2 separate regions of the Mus musculus genome follow, and region 2 is linked to region 1. Evidence: chromatin loops called from intact Hi-C (ENCODE). Cell type or tissue: left cerebral cortex. All regions are shown on one strand. Links, peaks and the distances in the headings refer to the core of each region. The heading gives the core; the rest is flanking DNA.

Region 1 (5,390 bases), core at 186-5,185:
ACACTCGACAATGCTGACTGAGTGTCAGAGTGGAACATCCCCTAATGCATTTTAGGTACTGACAGACACGGAAAAAAATCTATTAATAATGCTAGCAAGTTGACAAGGAAATCAAGATCTCTGAAAGCACTAAGAGGATTTCTTTTAATATGTTATGCACCCTTTTCCATGTACAGTTGTAGATGTTATCATTTCCTTAAAATGACCTCGGCTTATCAAGACCCAGGCAACTGGCATTTCTTAGTATAAAGCATTTGCCTAGTGTGAACAGGGCCTTGGGTTTGAACCTCAGCAAGGCAAGGGTATGTGAGGATTTAGAAAGAGATATAAGTAGAACCTTTAATGAGGCTGTTAGTTTAAATAGCCATTTATTTTTTATTTTTACCAAGAAATGAGAAAAAATATTTTCTATAAGGATTTCTACAAGAATACCCAATCACTTTGAAGGTATATTTTCAGAATTTATTTATTTAATTACCAAAGTAAAGTCTTTCTTTGTATATTGGCCTGGCAGGGAACTATGTATGTACTTCATTTATGCCTCACTTCCTACCTCAGATTTCTGAATGCTGGAAATACAGGCATGAACTACATATGACAACAAACTCTGAAAATTTCCTTCAATGAGTGCCTATAGCTTGTAGTACACACTGCTAGTCTACTTTGCAAAATTATAGAAACTGTTGAGACTACACTTTTGAACTTTGAAATAAGATTATGCATGTTAAACCCAAACCATGCCATTTGTTAAGCCTTTGAGCTCCTAAAGGCATTCTTCTGATTTTCTAGAAATAGCTTATCACAAATAAGAAGCATGGATGTAGTTTGATATGATTTTCTATAATTCTGATTGTAGAATCCATGGGGTTATCTATTAGTTCAGAACAAGTTCACGTGTTTTTCTGTCATGTCTCCCTGAATAAGCTATCAAAATTGAATGTGTGTTGGCTACAGAGATAGTTCAGAGGCTGAAAACCCTTGCTGCTATTGTAGAAAACCTAACCTTGGTTCCCAGCACCTGTTCTGGAAGGTACACTGTCTCCTGTAACAATAGTTCCAAAGCATCAGATGTCTTTTTTGAGCTTCTGACTATCCTGCACTCACATTTGTCCAAATAAACATACACACAGAGAGACATATTCAGTTTTTAAAATTGAATGCTACCCATCTTCTTGATAATCATGTTACACTTCCCAAGCTTCAACAGCTGAACAAACTGTAAAACTGTTAAAATTTAGAAATAAAAAGAAAGATACAGGGTTTACATACAAATTAAAATACAGAGGTGAATTATGACCTCTTGTCTACTAAGCCATATATGTTTCCTTGGAAACAAGAACATCAAATTTCCCCAGCAGTCCCTGTTGTGAATTATTTTAGAGAGCAGCAGGAGCCTCTTTTATGCTCCAGGGCATAGTGGCTGATTCTCTAGGCAACAGTTTGGATCTTGTGGAAGATACTTTCTTTATGTCAACTAATTAATCCTTTTCTGTGGGATTTAGGGGCAGAGATTATGAAGATCATATGCACATCTCTAAGGCCTGAATCGTAAGGTTAAGTATACAAAATTCAGTCATTTGCAGCAGAAGTGATCTTCTATATCTTAAATAGGAAACCTGTAGCCAAATGGACAGGGAAAAAAAACTTGTCATTTATAATCTCTTTACTGAGAAGATTAGTGCCAATAATAAAGAAATTTCTAAATTTATCTATAATCTCATATTTAAAAGGGATTTAAGATATGCCCTTTGGGTGGTTAGTGTTTTAAGAATAACATAGTATAATTTGGTCTCCATGGTTATATCCAACTACATTTGCAATATGAAAATAAGGTTAATAAATGAAAATAAGGTTTATGATATTTATTGTTAAATCTGTACTGTGATCTTATGCTTGAGCAAATCACTGTTAAAGTAATAAACATATGAATAGTCTATGAAAGGACATGTGAGTGTGTAAAAGATTCAGAGTCAGTATTTTATGAGAAAGAAATTTAAGCTGAAGGAAAAGAATTAGCTTTCATGGGGTGGTATTTAATGCTTGTTCTTGTTTGTAGAAGCAATTTAATGGATAGGTCCAGTAAAATCAATACCTCTCTAGGCCACTAGTGTCTCCACTGTACCCCATATATATCTAGCTTCTTGGTGTTTTTGCTTTTGTTGGGTTTTATGGTCTGCTCCAGTGTTCTTCTAATAGTGCTTCCTTGCTTAACAAAAGCTCTATTGGCTTCCAGTCACTGGCAGTGTGACAAAATCATCTAAGACTAAACTGAATTTTCAGATTAAAATCTATCAACGTAAATATAGTGTCATGATGAAGTTTCCTTCTGTTTCTTTAGCTCTACTGCATAAAATAATCTTGAAAGAAAACTTCATGATGGGGGGAAATATATTATCTCTACAGGGTCTTTACAGAATTTGTATTTTAATCCACTGAAAGGGGAAGGCAGTTCCTTCCCTTTCTGCCTTACTGAAAATCCTAGTGATAGGTTTATGTCTCTGCCAGTGAAAATAAACCAGTTCAAGCCAGATTAGATTATACTAAAGGTCAGTTTATTGGGAAACTGTTCTTGGGAGAGTTCATTGGCCCCAAGGATTGAGGCCAGGGGAGTTGCCATGCATGGATGGGGTGTGGGGGCAACACATGCACAGAGAAAGAAAAAGGAGGAGAAGAAGAAGAGGGAGAGAGGGAGGGAGGAAAGACAGACAGACAGACAGACAGACAGACAGAGAGCAGAAAATGTCTGGATTATATAGTGAGGAACCTCTGGGGGAAGAGGACTAAGGGATGTTGGGAGAACTTAGAGTCCAGGTCTGCTTTTTTATGTAAAATATGCACCTCAGTCCCTTGTTCAGGGTCAGAAATCAAACACCTAGGAATTTTGGTCATTACATCTATGAAAATAATACCCATGGAACTGTCTTTTTGTTTGTTTGTTTGTTTTATTGGTAGGTTTTCTATTATTGGTTGTGTTTGTTTTTAGACACAACAGTAAAGCTTATAGTTGCATATACAAATCTTATGCTTATAACTACATGAAAATAGAAACAGAAAAGGTGGCATCTTCTAGATTTATTGACTCTCAGGACTGAAATAATTGGGATTTGGAAATTACACTGAGTTGTTAAAATGAGAACTTCGATGCAGCTTTAAAGCAAACAAAAGGACATCCACACAGGTGGTTTTATTGCACTGGTTTGAGCAGTGAACTGTGTAATTTGTTTCCCTGCCAACAATATTTCATTTGGTTATGCTGGCCAAGAGAAGAATCCGGCACAGTCCTTTTCCTCAGCCAGCTGTATTTGAAATGTGCTGGGTGTCTTTAATATGAAACGTGGCTTTCCTCTGAAACCCATGGAACTGAACTGTGCAGTTGCCTCACTTTTATAATCTGTGGGATTTTAAATGCTCTGAGCTACTACTGCCTAGGCTAATAGAAAATATTTCTGAAAGTTGTGTGCTTCAGTATGATTGCTGATACTGAAACTGGATAGGCTGCTGTATCAGTATGAACAGAATTTTAAGATCTGTAGTCTTTCTACAAATAACTACTTCTTTAGTTCTCTCCCACTCTGCCCCATTATTTACATTATAGTTACAACCAAAATGAAGTTGGCATTCTGCTTTCAATGTGACATGCAGTTTTGTCTCTCATCTTCATTTCTTTTCTTTTTAATGTGATGAAATTTCCTAACAAAATCAACTCGAAGAGACTGGGCATATTTAATCTTCAGTTCAAGGATAGTGGTCTCTACACGTTCTCTAGCTGCTTCTTCTGAAAAACTCATACACAGTTTTGAAACCTATGGATGCTCCTTATAACCCGATGCCTCTCTCTCTATTGTCTCATTAACCTTCCTGCCTGTGAACCCTTCCTACTATATTTAATTCACTCTAGTATCATTAGTCCTTGGATAGTGGTCAGATATCAAAGCATCTAGATTGTCTTCTCAAAGACATTTTACAGCAAAACATTTGTCCTTATTTTATTATGAAGAAATTAATTTTGTATCTTTCTTTCTTTAGAAAAATTATTTTGAAAATTATAAACATTGTGAGTCCATTTTCTGTCTCTCCCCAATAACCTCTCCTTATTCTTATCTTCTGTCAAGCAAGAAAACAGACTCACTTCCAAATAAACAGCCTAGCATAAATAAAGTGTATAACATATATTTTCTCAAATGGATGCGATAGATTTAGGGATTAAAGGAATGTTCTACTCAGTTCAAAGAGAAATGTTAAAGAAATGTTGAAAAGTAGTAGGCTTACAAGTTTGATATCTGCTAAAAATTGTTGTCTTTGTATATCTGACATGGACTCTATTTTTAAAATATGTTCTTAGTCTGCAATATTTCATGTTCCTTTTAATTCTCAGGTTAAGTTTTTTCCCCCCTTGGGAAATCTTACATTCTCTTAATGCTTCATACCTTTCTCTTGCTCTTAAAATGCACTGTGCATTAATACCTCCAGTGCAGTTCCCAACACAAACTGTTGTGATTGTTCACTCATGAGTGTCCTGTTATTCAGTGTTACTCAAAAGCAGCCTTCTTGTCTTTCTCCCTTATTCTCTTCCTAGCCATTGTTTAGGATAATTTTTTAAATTGGCTCTTAGCTATACTAGTTTCATTGTGCTGTCCTTAGGAACTATTTCAGAAATATATTCCATGGATGATAATGAGGATTCAGAATTAAAGCACACACACACACACACACACACACACACACACACACACACACACACACACACACAGAGAGAGAGAGAGAGAGAGAGAGAGAGAGAGAGAGAGAGAGAGAGAGAATAAAAAATAAACATTTAGTAAATAATTACCTTCTTGAACAACAATGATATAGTGAATCCAAGGAGAGCCAATTTGATTTCCCCAGCATAGGTGCATGAATCCTGGAGACGTAGGCTTTTATCACTGATTTTGATAATCTGAAACAGTATGTTGAGCATCTTGTAACGCTCAGTTTTCTCATCTGTAGAAGTTTTTCATAAAGTTTGGTGGTGTTTCTTTTGGGTATTAGTGGTCTATGGACATATATCTCTGGTAGGGCCATCTAGTTCAATCACAATAGCAGCTATTCATTCAAAGATCCCCACTGAGTTGACTGTCAAAGAAAGTCTGTTGATTTTTCTGCCATTTTGCTAATCTTTGCCCTGGGCTATCCAACGTAGAGATATCCTTGGATGTTTGATCTTCAGAAAACATTTCTTTCTACCCATAGAGTGGTCCAATTCAGTGTTTTCATCACATTTTTATTTACAGCCATCAGTTTTGTTTCACTGAGAGCATTAAAAAATTAACAAAATTTCAAAACTCTTTCCTTGTAGCTGGAAACTTCTGGAAGCTTCAAAAATTTTTTTTTAAAGTTGTACTTTGGTTAGA
Region 2 (5,390 bases), core at 253-5,252, 730 kb after region 1:
AATTTAGTTTTGAATTGTCTCATCACCAGGGTTAAATGAACTATTGTTCATTTAATTCAGTTTACTGGAAGTGTATAATTTTTACTTAAGCATCTATTTTTATAGCTATTTAAGCACGTATTATTTTTAAATAAATGATTTCGTAGTACTAAGCAGGAATGGTGTAGGGTAGCACTGACTGGTGATTGCAGTTTAAGGATTTGGGAGAAGGGTTACAAGTGCCTATGACATGCTTGTGGCAGGAACATCTCTCTGCCCCTGTGTTTCCTTTACACTGCAAATGTGCCGGTAGCCACACTAACACATGAGTGATGAAAATGCAGACTTCTCTATGAGCATATAGTGCTGATGTGAAATATATGCATTACAGTATAATTAGGTAGGATTATCTGCCTGATGGAAATGGGCAGAATGAACAACAAATTTTGTAGCTATTCCTACTTTATTTCAAAATATTTAAAATATTTAAAATTAGAATATGTATTATAAATAAAAATGCAAAACATTTTAAGTACAAGATGAAACTGTCCAACTTCTTAAAATAATAATTAAGATGTGTAGCACAGCCATATCATTGTCAATAATAACACCGTAAGATACAATATGAGTAATTAAGAATTGTGTTCTGGTTAGTTTGTAGCATAAAATTTTGATGAGAAAAAAAAGATGACAGAAGAGGAAAAATTATGCAATTATCAGAAGAGAAAACATCCAATTAAAATCTATTGTAGCAGAAAGTATTTTAATTAGGATTAAACTATCTACTTTTTTAGGTTAAAATAAATCTCCAATGGTATGGACAAATCTTTTAATACATTCTTTTTCTCATTCACTGCCTTTTAATATTTGTACTTTAGTTTCTCATGTACATTTTATCAAATATCCCTTAGGTGTGTGAAGTATAGATTTCCTACTACCTTGATATTTATCCATCAGGTTTTTAATCTCTATTAACCTATGACATCATTCATTGTATCAAGCAATATTCAGTATTCCTGAATATTACAGTAGTCCATTTGTCAACCTTTCCCATTACTGAGTCCTTGTGTACAACAATCAACTCTACTTATTTTGTTCCTAGTGCCTGATAGAAATACTAGATGGAGAAGAGCCAGTGGCCCTTGGAGGATGTGAAAAGTCACTAAAAACTTGTTTTCAGAGTCAGGGGTGGCAAGGAGTAATACATGGATTGTTATTGAAATTTTATTTCTAGAGACAATTGGAGAATGACTGCATTTGATAGAAGACCATGAATGGTAGATGCATGGTGGTGCCGAGCAAAACACTGAGCATTGGTGGTGACCTAAGGGTGCATTCTAAAGAGAGCAAAGAGATGGCTGGGTTGTAGTGCAGAGTGGGGCCTGTGCACGGAAGTCTTAATACAGAAGGCAAGTTAAAGATTATGGGAGACCAGTCAGAATACTTAGAGAAAACGAAGTTCTAAGGGATGGAGCTGGAAGGAAGGGCAATTTTGAGTCTTACTTAAGCAATTTGGAAAATGCTTAGTAAGAAAGAAATGACCTTGTGAATGATTTAACATAATGGCATATGGGTTTTCAAAAATGATGTCCAGATTTTATTATGGAATTTGCTATACTTGTTGCTTTGATGCTCAAAGATAAGAAGGGAAGAAAGGAATAATACAGACCACATGCATAAACAGTAATCTTCCGCCTGTGCAAACCTGAGGTTATTTTTATATTCAACCTGATTTGTATTCATTTAGGTTCTATATGCACCAAAATGGAACACAGTAGTGAAAAGCTCCTTTCTTCAATTCATTTTTCATTTGATTATTAGAATGTGGAAAAATACATGTGATATGAAGCAAAATTCAGAAATGTTCTGTCAGTTTTCTTACTCAGCAGTATCTTAGTGTGCTCTGCATTGTATTTTTGAGGTGTTATTTTGCTTGGTAAAGGATGTGTCCTTTGAGTGTGTGATTCTCAGCTGCCTGCACTTCGCTCATCATTGCCCGTTCTGTTCATTCATTTTACCTCCATCCTTGCTGGAACTTAATATTCTGCACAGGAAAAACTGAAATATTAGCAAAAGCGAAAAGAACACTAAATGAAAAGAATTAGGTACTTCTTGACACTAAAAAGGAACACCGAAATAAAAAGTATGACTTCCTTAGTTTTTCCTTCATTTTACTATTTGTTTAGTAAAATGGGACACAATTGTGTACATTTTGCATAATAAACATTTGTCCTTTGGGGAAGAGCCTGTCTTCTCCGTTAGAAGCTGTATGATCCTGGTAGATTCTTCATCTAAGTTTTAGTTACATCACTCAACATTTCAAAATGAGTAAGTACTAAAGCTAATTCTTAGAGCTGCTTCAATTACATGTGTATATATCTATTTATTGTCTTACATGAAAATCAGCAGGGCATTATACTGGAGAAACTCTGCTTTGCCTAGTTCCGTCATTACTGCCTTATTTCCTGCCTCTAACCAGAGTCTTTAGCGTCCTCTGTTAGAGCAGTCCATATAAACTAGATTGACAAGGTTTCATTCTTGGTTGTGTAAAACGAGTTCCCAGGAAGAAGCACTAAGCATGCTTCTACAGAGATAAAACATATCCTGAACTGTAAGATACATACTAAAAAACGATTTAAGAAAAAAAATCGACACCATGCTGTGACACAGCGAGAGAAAGGACAGAAAATGTGTGTGTTCTGGCTTTTAAAGTTCAATACACTTTAAAGAGCTGTGTAAATGACTAGCTTGTAGTTTGCCAAGAGAAACCCAGCTAGGCGAAACACTGTCAGAGCTCCCCCTGATGGAGGTAATGAGGAAGGAAGGCAGTTTGGTCCTCAGGTTCTCCTAAAATCTGAATAAAGAGTAAATAGTAAAAGCTTAACAGCTTCACCATTCACAGTCGGTGCAATGGTTCCCAACAAGACAAACTTTTTTTGACACTGGAAAAAATAACTCCAATTATACCATTGAGAAAAGGTGCTGTTTCCCTCTGATGGTAAAGCCACACTTTTAATAGGAACAGAGCTGGAAAAAATAAAATAAAATAAAATAAAGAATGGGACTTAACATAATTGTGGACATTTTTTTCCCAATTCAGTTAGCCTGAGGCAACTGATAAATAAAACATTCTTTTGCAAAGAATAAGAGGATGATATTTTAACTGGTCTGTCAAATTCATTGTGGGCTCATAATCCTATCCAACTTTGGGTATAATGTATCCTACACACCTTTACATGGTGTTCTGTTAGGAAGGGGAGGCTAGCAATTAAGTGAAGATATTGAACAAATAGAGCCATTAGTGTTGGCTGTGAATAGAATGGAATAGCAACATTTTCAGCTTAGATGTCTGATTATTTAGACACATTTGGATCTGTGCTTCTCTTTTGAAGAAGAAAAGTCATCTTGAAATATGTCCTAAAATAAATAGAAGAAAAATAAAAATATTTCCTTGGAATGTTTCTAAATGATTTCTGCTGTAAGATATACATCTTACAGCAAAAGGACACTTTAAAAAGGGAGCATTTGTAGTTTGTGTGTGAAAAAAGAAACAATTTACTCAAACTAGCATACAAATTACTGGGGTTTTTGTAATGTTTAAATATTCAAGGGAAGAAAGTTGGTTCCCAAGAGGAAACCAAAGGAGTACTATAATTTAGGAGACAGGACTTCATCAGGGACTATGGAATGTTGCACAGAGTTAATCCATTTCTTAGCTGTAAGTAACCTTGAAAAGGATTCATTGTCTCATTGGTACTAACTCAGGATGAGGAGGTTTTCCTCAAAGGGAGAAAACAACTACATACACAAAATTGAGACAGTAAGTGTTCTTTTTTTTTTATGAGATACTTTCTTCATTTACATTTGAAATGCTATCCCCAAAGTCCCCTATACCCTCCACCATGCCTGTACCCCAACCCACCCACTCTTGCTTCCTGGTCCTGCAACTCCCCCTGGACTGGGGCATATGATCTTCCGAAGACCAAGGGCCTCTCCTCCAATTGATGGCCTACTAGGCTATCCTCTGCTATATATGTAACTAGGGACACAGGTCTGGGGGTACTGGTTAGTTCATATTATTGTTCCTCCTATAGGGTTGCAGACCCCTTTAGCTCCTTGGGTACTTTCTCTAGCTCCTTCATTTGGGGCCCTGTGTTCCACCCAATAGATGACTGTGAGCACCCACTTCTGTATTTGCCAGGCACTGGCATAAGCCTCACAAGAGAGAGCTTTATCAGGGTCCTGTCAGCAAAATTTTTCTGACATGTGCAATAGTGTCCGGGTTTGGTGGTTGTTTATGGAATGGATCCCTAGGTGGGGCAGTCTCTGGATGGTCCTTCCTTCCATCTCAGCTCCAAACACTGTCTCTGTAACTCCTTCCATGGGTATTTTGTTCCCCACTCTAAAAAGGAAAAAGACCACTTTGGTCTTCCTTCTTCTTGAGTTTCATGTGTTTTGCAAATTGTATCTTGGGTATTCTAAGTTTCTGGACTAATATCCACTTACCAGTGAGTGCATATCATGTGTGTTCTTATGTGATTCGGTTACCTCACTCATAATGATAGCCTCCAGATTCACCTCTTTGACTAAGAATTTCATAAATTCCTTGTTTTTAATAGCTGAGTAGTACTCCATTGTGTAAATGTACCACATTTTCTGTATCCATTTCTTTGTTGAGGGACATCTGGATTCTTTCCACCTTCTGGCTTTTATAAATAAGGCTGCTATGAACATAGTGGAGCATGAGCCCATATATCCAGTTGGAACATCTTCGGGGTATATGCCCAGGAGAGGTATTGCTGGATCTTCGAGTAGTACTATGTCCAATTTTCTGAGGAACTTCCAGAGTGGTTGTACAAGCCTGCAATCCCACCAGCAATGGAGGAGTGTTCCTCTTTCTCCACATCCTCGCCTGCATCTGCTGTCACCTGAATTTTTTATCTTAGCCATTCTGACTGGTGTAAGGTGGAATCTCAGGGTTGTTTTGATTTGCATTTCCCTGATGATTAAGGATGTTGAGCATTTTTTCAGGTGCTTCTCAGCGATTTGGTATTCCTCAGTCGAGAATTCTTTGTTTAGCTCTGTACCCCATTTTTAATAGGTTTATTTGATTTTTTTGTAGTCCACACTCTTGAGTTCTTTATATAGATTGGATATTAGTCCCCTATTATATTTAGGATTGGTAAAGATAGTTTCCCAATCTGTTTGTGGCCTTTTTTGTCTTATTGACAGTGTCTTTTGCCTTATTGCTTTGCAATTTTAAGAGGTCCCATTTGTCAATTCTCAATCTTACAGCACAAGCCATTGTTGTTCTGTTCAGGAATTTTTCCCCTATGCCCCTACCTTCAAGTCTCTTCCCCACTTTCTCCTCTATAAGTTTCAGTGTCTCTGGTTTTATGTGGAGTTCCTTG

What was found. Peaks named below come from ENCODE experiments on the same cell type or tissue, not always from the same donor. Only the 100,000 strongest peaks of a DNase experiment are listed, where the experiment ranks them.
Region 2: it touches region 1 in a loop (5-fold over the local background); 2 of 42 quality-filtered maps call a loop at or near these places.

The regions. Positions count from the first base shown.
Region 1 is chr11:41,334,099-41,339,488 of GRCm38, forward strand. No RefSeq gene overlaps it. Among named protein-coding and RNA genes, the nearest start is that of A230004M16Rik, 370 kb to the right of the region's middle. In left cerebral cortex, for the core only: a CTCF peak has its summit at 2,085; a DNase peak (open chromatin) is centred at 3,361.
Region 2 is chr11:42,065,245-42,070,634 of GRCm38, forward strand. No RefSeq gene overlaps it. Among named protein-coding and RNA genes, the nearest start is that of Gabrg2, 67 kb to the left of the region's middle. In left cerebral cortex, for the core only: a CTCF peak has its summit at 2,781; a DNase peak (open chromatin) is centred at 2,774.